Linked DNA regions of Homo sapiens: region 2 is linked to region 1. Evidence: chromatin contacts called from ENCODE Hi-C data. All regions are on one chromosome and are shown on one strand. The core of a region is the stretch at or near the end of the contact, and the rest is flanking DNA. Distances in the headings are between cores, read along the strand shown. Region 1 holds the start of GPR155-DT (GPR155 divergent transcript). Region 2 has its middle 14 kb from the start of LINC01960.

Region 1 (5,764 bases), core at 3,148-5,647:
TTTCCTATGCATTTGATTTTAAGTAATAGAAAACCCAACTCAAACTTGTTTAAACAATGAAGAAAACTGATTGGTACACATCAATGAAGAGTCCACAGGCCAACCGGTGAGGCTGCTTTAGGTGGGGCTTGACCCCACAACTCAATATGTCATCAAGGTCCCTGTTTATTTCCTTCTCTCTGCTGTGGCTACCTTGGTCTCTGCACCATTCTAAGACTGGCTTCTCTTATGGTTCTAAAATGGCTGTCGGCATCTTCCTCTTGTCTAGCAAGAAAGAGAAGATCAGCATTCTCTGCAAAAGTCCTGAAAATTATTCAGCTGAGCTACTTCAGGATCAGTGCCTACCCTGACTAATCATTAAGTGCAAAGGGATGAAATACACTGATTGGACAGCCTACATTAGTTACATCATCTCTGAAGGGAGAGTGAAGTCAACTTCTCTGGAAACATGAATCCCTAAAGAGAAAATGATGCTATTGGGAAGGGGAAGGGGAGTTTTAAAGAAACTAAAAGTTTTTAAACAAAATCTGGCATCGTACTAGACATGTTCAAACAGCACATTTTAAGTCACTCTCTTTTATTTTTCTATGCTTTACTCAACTTTGATTAGACTTTATAGATGGCCCAGTTTCCACTTTTTCGAAGAAGATCATCCTCAAAATTTCGCTAGGGAGTATTTAATAGGCATTAAAAATGATATAAATCTATCTATATGAATAAATTGTTTATGGATTAAAAAGGTATTACTAAATGAGAAGTGACTAAAATCATGTGTATGAAAATCATATGTATAATCCTATTTTTCTTAAATAATCTATATTTGCATAAAATGATACATATATGGTATAATATTAAAGAAGTTATCCATAGGTATGATTTTCACTTTCTTCATTCCTTTCTGTATTATCTGAATATGTTATCATTGTTATTACTTTCATAGAAAGAAACATTAGAAGTACTTCATTTTGGAAAAGATAAAATTCACCAGGAATCCACATGTACATCATATTGCCTCAACATATATCCTACATGACCTTTGTCATTGTATCAAACCATTTGGTTTGTTTCTCCTGTCAATTTTGATCAGCGGGACTTGAGGGAAATCGGGATATCAGTGTGCTTGAAGTTTATAGGTCCCACTTATTTGTAAATGAAAGTTATGATTAATTTACAGTTTTCCCTCCATTATTCTGCATTACTTTTAGCTTTTCTTCATTTTTTCCAGTTAATAGTATAGAATAAGTCAGCATCTCACAGAATGATTAGCAGATATGGCAGTGGAATTAAGTTAGTTTCTCGTGGCGTTCATTGGTAACTACTTCTCTGAGGGTGACTTTTTAATGAAGTCTTTCATCTTTGTTTACATTTTGTTCTTAGAGTTTCCTTCCACAAGCTGCTCTGTGGAAGGAAACCTCACCAATGAGGTTTCCACAAGAAACTTCATCAATTCTGTACGGATGTCTTCTCAAACCATATCTTTATTTCTGCTCTTTCTCTCTCTTTTCTGTTTTCTCCCTAGGGGTCTACCGGAAATCTCTACATACATGTGCTGATGCCTTTATGAGAAGTTTGTTTACAGGACGGGGGGGCTTTTATTCTCATTCTCTGTCATGGACTAGTTGAGTGTTCTTAGACCAACTGCTTAATCTCCTAGAGTCTCAGATGGAGAGGATGATAACTTCAAGAGAGAAAACTGAACTAGAAAATTTCTCAAGGTTTTAGATTTGAGGTCTAAAACCACATTCATTATTTTCTCCTTGAAACTGCTTCTCCCACTGAAATAGTTCTTCCTTTCATTTTCAGGTAACAGAATAATAGAAAACAACGAAATTTTATGGCTGGACAGGATACTAGAAGCTCTCTAGCTCAATTTCTTTTCTTTATTTTAATGGATGAGGAAATACATAAGCTTGTTAAATCCTTCCTTCTCTCTCTCTCTCTTTTTTTTTTGTCGTTTTCAGACAGGGTCTCACTCTGTTGCTCTGGGTGGAGTGCAGTGGTGCGATCTTGGCTCACTGCAGCCTTCGCCTCCTGGGCTCAAGCAATCTTCTCATCTCAGCTGCCTGGGTTGCTGGAACCACAGGTGTGTGCCACCACACCCCGCTAATTTTTTTTTTTTTTAAAGACCAAGTTTTGCTCTGTCACCAGGCTGGAGTGCAATGGCACGATCTCAGCTCACTGCAACCTCTGCCTCCCGGGTTCAAGCGATTCTCCTGTCTCAGCCTCCCAAGTAGCTGGGATTACAGGCGCACACCACCACGCCCGGCTAATTTTTGTATTTTTAGTAGAGATGGGGTTTCACCATGTTGGCCAGGCTGGTCTCGAACTCCTGACCTCAGGTGATCCACCCACCTCGGCCTCCCAAAGTGCTGGGATTACAGGCCTGGGCCACTGCGCCCAGCCTAATTTTTGTATTTTTTGTAGAGATGGGGTTTTGTCATGTTGCTCAGGCTGGTCTTGAATTCCTGGGCTCAAGTGATCTTCCTGCCTTGCCTCCCAAAGTGCTGGGATTACAGGCGTGAGCCACCTTGCCCTGTCCTTCCTCCTCTTTAGCCCTATCAGTAACTGAGTCTCATCAGTTCTCCCTTTTCCTGTCTCTCAGGCCTATTCCATTATTTTTACTGTCATCACCCAAGAGTAGGTCTTCATTTCCTTATGTCTTGGTTCTTCTCCAAGTCACCACACTGTTTTTCTTGCCTTCAGTCTCTCTTTCAACTAATCATGGTACAGCTTCCAGATTACACACCCACAAATAGTGTGATCATTCTGACATGTTCCTGTGGGGAAAGAAAAGTTACATGTTTTACTGTGGCCAAAGGATAAGGTTCAAACTAACCCAAGGAACCTCCTACAGGTTGACCGTAACTTACCTCTGCAGGCCTATCTTCCAGTATTCCCCTGATAGTCAATGCTCAATAAGTATTTATTTAATTGAATTAATCTTCATACTTCCTAAACAAAAATCCTTTTAGCCTTGAGATAATTTAGATCTTCAATTTTTTTTTTAAGTAGTCAGGTTCAAGGGAAACAAAGAAGGCAGTTAAAAGTGAGGAAGACAGAGAACAAAGGAGAAGCAAAGAGAACTGGAGCAGGATCCATGCCTTTTATAGCTTTAATTTCTGCTCATTTTTCCTGCTAAGTTTCAGATCCTTTAACCTACCCTTAGCTTACTGTAATTTTTCTTAATAAGCCACACAATTTTGTATCTTTGCACTAAGATGGCCGAGATGATAGGAAGACACGGAAATTGCCATACAGAAATGTTTAAGATGCAAAGCAAGATAAAAGGTTGTAAACAAATGCTTGTAGATATCTTAAGTGGAAACATATATAAATATTTTAAAATTTGAAATAATTTTTATTTCAAAAGGCTAACTCAATTGCAGGATTTCTTCAGGTTTCAAAGTGGAGCACCATATTTGGGATACTATATATAGGTTTGTTGTCTGATGCCCATGGCAAGTTAATACACTGGGACACCAGGTTGCAGAAGAGAAAGAGGTTTAATCATAGGGCCACCAAACACAGATAGGAGGAAACCTCAAATTCGTCTCCAGGAGGACTTTGAGTCTCAGGTTCTTAAGGGTTTTAGAGTGGTCCCAAGTGTGGAGATCATTAATTGGCTGAAGAGTACAGGGCGAAGTCATGGGACAGCGAGATGAAGAAGCTGTATTCTCATGCTGATTCCCTTCTTCTGTGGCAGGGGTCTTCAAGCTGGCTGGCATCAGCTGTTTCGCTGGAATTTGGCGTCTGAAAAACATTTTAAGCAATTCTTAAAAAGCCTTACGACTCTTAACATCAGAAAGCCTATCTATAGGGACAACGGGATACAAATGTACTATCTAGCTCTACCCGACTTTCGGGTTACAAGGAAGTGGGTCAAAGTGTAGCCTGATTAATGCTTAATTATATTTTTGTCCAGAATTCTTATAAACCCTGTGAGGATAGTTTCAATACCTTTATTTCAAGAAGCTTTGGAAGTTTTCCATCAATGTAACCAGTTTCAGTATACTGAGTGGACATGCATGTAGTTCCCCACCCCCACCCCACCCCCGTACCGCAATAGAATAGAAGCAGTCATGGACGGGGCCCAGATTCTAAAACAAGCTCAGGGCTAAGGGTTTACATTTTAATCTCTTATGTAGGAACGTCAAGGTCACACTGCCTTGGTGAAGGTGGAAGGCAGGATTTTGACCCAGGTCTGATTCTAAGCCCTTGCTTTAAAACTCTATGCTATAAAAAGTCCTGGGCTAACCGGGAGCGAAACTGGCAGATCACACGAGGTTGAGGTTAAGCGGAAAGACAAGTCTGCTCTGCGTCTGTACTTGGGAAGAGGAAAAAAAACTGGACATCCCCCACGGCGGCTACCATTTTGTGGGAGCAGGGAAGCCGGAAGTCCCGCCCCGGAGGATCGCGGCTGGGAGGCTCCCAGCCGGCAGGGCGGGGCCGGGTACCCTGGGGCTCCGAGGCTGGAGGAGGGGGCGGGGACTGAAGGCGGGGTTGGGGAACGTGTGGCTCGGAGGCCCGAGGCTGTGGGTGGGGCCTGAGGGCGGGACGGAGACTCTGGGCTCAAGGCTCCTGGAAATGGGCGGGGCTCGAGGGCGGGAAGCGGCCCGTCTTGCTGGAAGTTCGGGGCTGGGGGCGGGGTCTGAAGGCGGGGCTGGGAGGGAGCGGGGCCTGAAGGCGGGGCGGGGGCGGGGCCTCGCGGCCGGCGAGGGGCTGAGCTGACAGGGCCGCATCGGCTTACCCCACCTTACTTTATCGGAACGTGCCTAAGCTGCTGCAGCTGGCACCCGGTTGCGCTCGGCGAAGAGGGCTGGGGGCGGGAGATGACGGTGGTCTTCTCCCTGCTTGGCACCCTGCGAGCACCAGCTCCCTTCTCCTCGCCACTCCAAGGTTGCAGACGAAGCAGGTGAGAGGGGCCCCTGGAGCGCGGACCTGCTGGGTCCTGGTTCTCCCTTGCGGGCACGGGGTACCCCTGCCTCTGCCCCTCAGGCCTGGGCACGTGGGCAGCCGCCGACCCTCTGCGCCCTGGCCCCGCGGCCCGTTGTCTGGACCTGCTGTCTCTGCCCCGCAGCGCCTGCCTGTGGAACGTGTGAGATCACCCGGGAAGGCTCGCGCGGGGGAGGGGGTGTCTCGTCCCCTCCGGAGACAGAACTGCCATCCCTAGTTTGGGAAGCTCCTCACTGCACGGGCGTCCACCCTGTCTTTCTTAGACTCTTCCCTTTATCCCGAGGGTACCCTCAGTATCTGGCCCTTCCGAAGGCTTCTGCCCAGGCACCTGGAGCACTGCGCCAAATTTTCTCCCTTACCCGTTTTTGGGGTATGTTAGTTACCATGACGTTGTGACTCCCGTGCCCTGGGAAGACTAGCGACCACCTTTTTCTTACGCCAGGCAAAGACCCCTGGCTGCCTTTCCACTTCCACAGCTGCCTTCCCAGGGGTTGGCTGGCAGCTGCTCTCCGAGCAGCCTATTCGGTTAGGAACTCTCTGCGCCCCTTATCTTGGAGGGCCACAGTCTGTCCCTGCAGACGAGGCAAGGAGGCAGTGCTCAGCGCTCCCTACCCTGGGTCTCTAGGGAGGACATTTGGCGCCCTGCAAGTAGGTAGGAGTGGGTGAATGGTGCGACTATTAATGTTGAAGAGTGCTCTAATAGTACCACACTGTATTACACTTATCCCACGGGATAAAGGATGTTGGATGTTTGAGAAATAGCCTGAGAGTTTAAAGCTTTCTCTATGAAGTTAGTCAACCCTCGCCTTCC
Region 2 (5,666 bases), core at 1,054-3,553, 450 kb after region 1:
TTGATATGGTTTGGCTGTGTCCTCACCCAAATCTCATCTCGAACTGTAGTTCGCACAATCCCTGTGAGTTGTAGGAGGGACCTGATGGGAGGTAATTGAATCATGGCGGTGGTTACCCCCATGCTGCTGTTCTCGTGATAGTGAGTGAGTTCTCACGAGATTGATGGTTTTATAAGGGGCTTTTCCCCCTTCTGCTTGGCACTTCTTCCTGCCACCATGTGAAGAAGGACGTGTTTTCTTCCCCTCCCACCATGATTGTAAGTTTCCTGAGGCATCCCCAGCCATGCTGAATTATGAATCAATTAACCCGCTTTCCTTTACAAATTACTCAGTCTCGGGTATGTCTTTATTAGCAGCGTGAGAACAGACTAATACGAAAGGGTAAACTCACATCCTTATTACTTCCACTCCATTCCTGCCAATCCCCTATAGGCAACTACTTGTTTTTGGTTTATTCTTCCTGTATCTCTCTTTCTTATACAAAAAACGTAGCATAATATATCCATTATTTAGTACTTTAATTTTTTTCACTTAACATATCCTGGAAATTACTACATGTTAATTCAGAGAAATATTCCTCAACACTTGTCAGCTGTGTAGTACTCCATTGTGTGACTGCATCACAGTTTATTCAATTACTATCCTAATTGAATGAAATTGTTTCTAATATTTTGCTGTTTAAGTAATGTCTCCGTGAACAACCTTATAAATACGTTGTTTTATATTTGTAGAAGTGTACTTTCAGGATAAATTCCTGGAGTTAGTATTACTGAGTCAAAGGGTAAATTGCATATATAGTTTTGCTAGATATTTCCAAATTCCCTCCACAGGGGTGTATCATTTTGCATTCCCACCAATGATTATGAGAATCATTACAGCCTTGCCAATGGACTGCATGGTCAAACTTCTGAAATTCTGTCAATTTTATAAAGATTGGTATCTCAATGTAGTTCTAATATATATTTATAACATAATGAGTGAAGTTGAACATCTTTCTGTATTTTAAGGTCCATCTACATATTTTTGTATCTGTGTGTATGAACTGTTTGTTCACGCCTTTTGCCTAATTTTCTATCAAGTTTTGGCCTTTTCCCCTCAATATTTAAAAGTTCATTACATTCCTAATATTACAGATTAACCTGTTTCTGTGAAAATGTTGCAAATATTTCTCACAATGTGCCAATTTTCTTGCCATGCAGCAGGTTTTTTTAAAGTTGTTGAATTTATTAATACTTTATTTTATGCCGTTGGAGTATTTTATTTTTCATTAGCAAAGCATTCATTTTGGTGTCAGGCTGAGCTTGGACTGGGTTTCCATGCCTCTCTTAAAATTTTTATTTGAAAAAAAAACTACTTTTTTATTTTATTTTATTTTTTGAGACAAGGTCTTCCACTCTGGCCCAGGCTGGAGTGCAGTGGTGTGATCTTGGCTCACTGCAGCCTCGACCTCCTGGCTCAAATGATTCTCCTGCCTCAGCCTTCAGAGTAGCTGAGACTACAGGGATGCAGTGCTGCACCTGGCTAATTTTTAATTATTTTATTTTACTTTTTGTAGAGACAGGGTCTCAATATTTTGTCCAGGCGGGTCTCAAACTCCTGGACTCAAAGGATCCTCCTGCCTGTCCTTCCAAAGTGCTGGGATTGCAGGTGGGAGCCACTGTGCCCAGCTCCATGCCCCTTGATATCTTAAGTGTCTTCCTTTTTGTGAGGCACAGCTTTGAGACCTCTTTTCCTGTCTGCCAAGAAGGCAAAGGGGGCAGTGGGCCCAGTCAGTTTAATTGTTTTTTATCTGTTTCCCTCCGCTTGATCCCAGGAGCCCAGGTTGGGGACAGTCACTTAGCTCTAATGGGGTAGGGCAGATGCCACATGGAGGTGAAGATTGCACACACATCCCCTTTCCCCCCCAACTCCTGTCTTAGCTGGAGGAGCAAGCGCCCAGAGGCCCTTTGGTTTGCGTCTGGGATTTGAATCATAGACAGACTTCCCACACCCAGGGTATAAAGAAGTCCACCGATGTGTCTTCTAATACTTGTTTGTGTTCATTTTTTACGTTTGAATTTCTGATCCATTTGAGATTATCTTGCTGCATGGTGAGGGGTATGGGTCCAGTTTTCTAATAGGCAAGGTGGCCTATGAAGTGGGGGCGGGGTAGCAGGGGGAGAAGGAGCCACGATCTTGATGGTCTGGGCCACTAGGTGGCGATCTTCCAGGTTTCTCCTCCTTCAGGACGGTAGGAGAAAATGCTGTTTTGTTTTCAGAAGAAAAAGGAAATGAGTCATTAGGTTTAATTGGCCAAGAGGAAGCCCTAGTAAAAAGTTCCCCTCTGTCTACGCAACCTTGATTTCTGAAGGCAGGCCCTGTGCTTCTTTCCCTGTGTTAGAAAACATCATTTCCTCTGTGTCTCTGTTTCTCACCAGGAGGCTGATGTGGGCCAAGTGTGCGTGCACAAACACTGCCTTTGCCGTGAGCGCCTCCAGGTCCTGCGTAAGGCCATGGAGAGACTTCAAAGAGAGGTCAAGATGGCATTGCCCTGCCGTGTGCCTCTTGGGAAGCCTGGGCCTCGGAGTGACAAGACCTTGGTTCCTGTCCCAGTGCTGCTGCCACCCGGCCCTGTCATTGCAGGCATGCCACCTAGCCCTCTCTTCCTCAGTGTCCTCATCTATAAAATGGAACAATGTCTTCCCTAACCATGTGCCAAGGATTTCAATGGGATAAAATGATATATGTGTGCTGCAAAGTAAAAACACTGTGTAAATATATTTCCACCATTATTATGGTTATATTTTATATGTGGATGCATCTCTATGGAAGATCTATTCTTTTTCTTTTCTTTTTCTTTTTTTTTTTTTTTTTCCGAGACGGAGTCTCACTCTGTCGCCCAGGCTGGAGTGCAATGGCATGATCTCGGCTCACTGCAACCCCTGCCTCCTGGGTTCAAGCGATTTTCCAGCCTCAGCCTCCTCAGTAGCTGGGATTACAGGCACCCGCCACCACGCCCGGCTAATTTTTTTATTTTTAGTAGAGACGGGATTTCACCATGTTGGTTAGGCTGGTCTCAGCCTCCTGAACTCGTGATCCACCCACCTCGGCCTCCCAAAGTGCTGTGATTACAGGCGTGAGCCACCACCCCCGACCGATCTATTCTATATCTTACAAGAATTTGTATTTATAGGCTGTATTAATAGGTTGATTTGCTGTTTATAAGGTGTTTTTTTTTTTCACACATCCTCTCTTCTGTGAAAGGGACACAGCCTTAATGAGAAAATGGACTGGTTTTGAAAGAACTGCCAAAGTAGCGACCTTAGGAGAAGGTCTACAATGTGCTTTCTCTGAGGTTGTGTACAGAATTATGTGTGTGTGTAATTTTTCCCAGCTTGTATCAGATTGCTATAGGAGTTCATAGCTCAAAGGTGGTTAAGAACCACATTCTTGAAAAAGGGAGCCAGACTGGCCTCAGGACCCCCTCCCCATTTGGCTTCTGGGAGGACTGAACTGGTTCCAGTCCTTTCTTAAGTCCTACATGGGGTCTTAAGGCTACTGATCTCCCTCCTTGCTGTAGCTGGTCTGGAGAGAAAGAGAAAAGAGAAACGGGAAGGGCTTGTAGTGTCTAGAAACCAGAGGTGAAACTCTAAGTTAGTAAGGCTTCAACGGCAGCTCTGCAGGAGGTCAGAAAACAATTTAGTCTTGCAAAATTCTTTTTGTCATGCCACAGTGGTCCTCTTTCTGCTCCTCAAGTGTGCTAAGGTTGATGCTACCTTGGGGCATTTTGCAGAGGCTCTTTTATTTACCTAGAATATTGTTGCCCTGGCTTCTCCTGGACTGGCCCCTTCTTTTTATCCAGCTCCAATGTCATTTTCTCTGAAAAGTCCTCCCGATCCCACAATTCCCCCGGCCCAAATTATTTTCCAAGAGCATCTGTCACCATGGGAAATCATCTTTTTTATTTGTTTACTTTGTTGTCTGCATTGCCTGCCTTTCTCCCAACAGAATTAAAACTCCCTTTGGGTAGTAGCTACATGTCATTTCTAGAGTCTACAGCAGTATCTGCCACAAAGTAAGCACTCAGTACACTCCTATGGAATGGACACTTGTATCATGAAAGGAGCTGAGTTCTTGTTAGAAGGTGCTGCATGGCATCTGTGACTCGTCTTTCCCTTGGTGCCAACTCTATGTCACCAAATCTTCAGTGGGTTCTACTTCTGAAGAATGTCTTATACCTGTCCCTCTGTCCCCTCCTATTTCCCACATTCCCAGAGCCACTGCTCTGATACCTGGGTAGTGACAGCCCTATACCTTTCTCCCTGCTGCCCACGCTTCCTAAAAGGCGAGTGGCCCTGCCCCTGCTCTACTTCACCCCTTGCTTCCATTCACGCCCCACTTCTGGGACAGCCAATCCCTCTTGGTATTCTCCTGCCATTCTTGGACTAAATCAAAGCATCTTCCCCGCAGTACCCCGAGGTCCTGCCTTCCAGCCGGCAGACCTTGCTCTTCTCAGTAGCAGAGCCCAGCATGGAAGGGGAGGGAGTTCCTTAGGAATCTCTTAAGAAGACCTGAGGTCCACTGTGGATTCATGAGGCTCCTGAAGGCAGCAGGGGGTGTGAAGAGGGGCTGGGCAATAGCCAGAGGGAGCTTTCTGAAGATGGCTCAGGAGGAAGTGGAAAAGGGCCCCGCACAGGCAGATCTGGGGTCCCAGACAGCTCATGGGGAGCGTTGGGTAAAGGATTCTGGGGCTGCCCTAACACAAAGCGGTCAAGGCCTTGGAAGAGCTGGAGTGGAGATGCTCGCAGGCAGTGTGGTAACCCTACCCCTTCTTGCCTCTTATGCAGCCATATGCCTGTCCAAGGGTGAGCTGGTGGGCTGTGTAGGAAATTAAGAGGGGATCAAGCAAACCCAGGGAGACAGGACATCTGGCATTGCTGAGGGAACTGCCCACAGCCAATGTGGCCCTTCTCTTCCCATCAAAAGCTGTTGCCAGGTGTAGGTGGGCAGGGGCTGGCAATGGCTTGTACCTTGTATATTAGAAATTTATTGTGGTCTGTTCAGGTAACAATGTTTAGAGACCTTTCTTATGAAAGGTGCTATGTTCCCTGTGAGTCATTAAGACTATTTATTTATTTTTAATACCAAATGTCTAAATTCATCTACCCTCTAGGGATCATTTCATCTTGTACTGTGTGCTATCTCAGCAGAAAAAATGCTTTCCCCAAATGTGTCAGTTCTATTTTTAAAAAGGTTCAGTGACCTATTTCTGTAATTCTCACAGACACTGGAAGTACAGCAGAGACTATTTAGGCTCAGCTTTGTCACCAAAAAGTTACCCTGGCTTCCAGGTGTTGCCTAGAGAGATGCCATCTTGCTTTGCAATGGAGAAGCATAAATAAGAGGAGTACACCTGTCCCCCCTCATGGAGGGAATTCACCCCAAGACTCTCAGTGTTTGTCTGAAACTACAGATAGTACTGAACCCTACATAGGCTACGTTTTTTCCTGTATATACATACTTATGATAAAGCTTAATTAATAAATTAGACACAGTAAGAGATTAGCAACAATAACTAATAACAAGATAGAACAATTAAGTGAAGTAAGAGTTACTGGAACACAGGCATAGTGATACTGCCAAGAGGGCTACGGAGCAACCACGGGCAGGGAGCGTCTATGGCACCA

The links. Hi-C counts contacts between places; a loop is a spot of excess contacts on that map. Pooled maps may share reads with other maps.
Region 2: a pooled map shows a loop between it and region 1 (9-fold over the local background). The contact joins the enhancer-like site here to the promoter of GPR155-DT in region 1. A Hi-C loop is called at or near these places in 2 of 37 single-sample maps with no recorded cell type and 8 of 50 pooled maps.

Annotation. Positions count from the first base shown.
Region 1 is chr2:174,486,021-174,491,784 of GRCh38, reverse strand. It overlaps GPR155-DT (GPR155 divergent transcript), which reads right to left and starts at 4,397. Exons shown (of 3, transcript NR_183819.1): 1 at 4,369-4,397; 2 at 2,871-3,750; 3 at 1-2,777. GPR155 (G protein-coupled receptor 155) reads left to right here and starts at 4,756. Exons shown (of 16, transcript NM_152529.7): 1 at 4,756-4,912. RefSeq lists enhancers at 1,866-1,965, 5,136-5,205 and silencers at 4,616-4,795, 5,059-5,241.
Region 2 is chr2:174,036,613-174,042,278 of GRCh38, reverse strand. No RefSeq gene overlaps it. Among named protein-coding and RNA genes, the nearest start is that of LINC01960, 14 kb to the right of the region's middle. RefSeq lists enhancers at 2,064-2,358, 4,114-4,614, 4,615-5,115 and a silencer at 2,062-2,462. Within about 2 kb of position 2,303, at least 29 of the 41 ENCODE cell types and tissues checked have a DNase peak (open chromatin) inside an H3K27ac peak, as active enhancers do.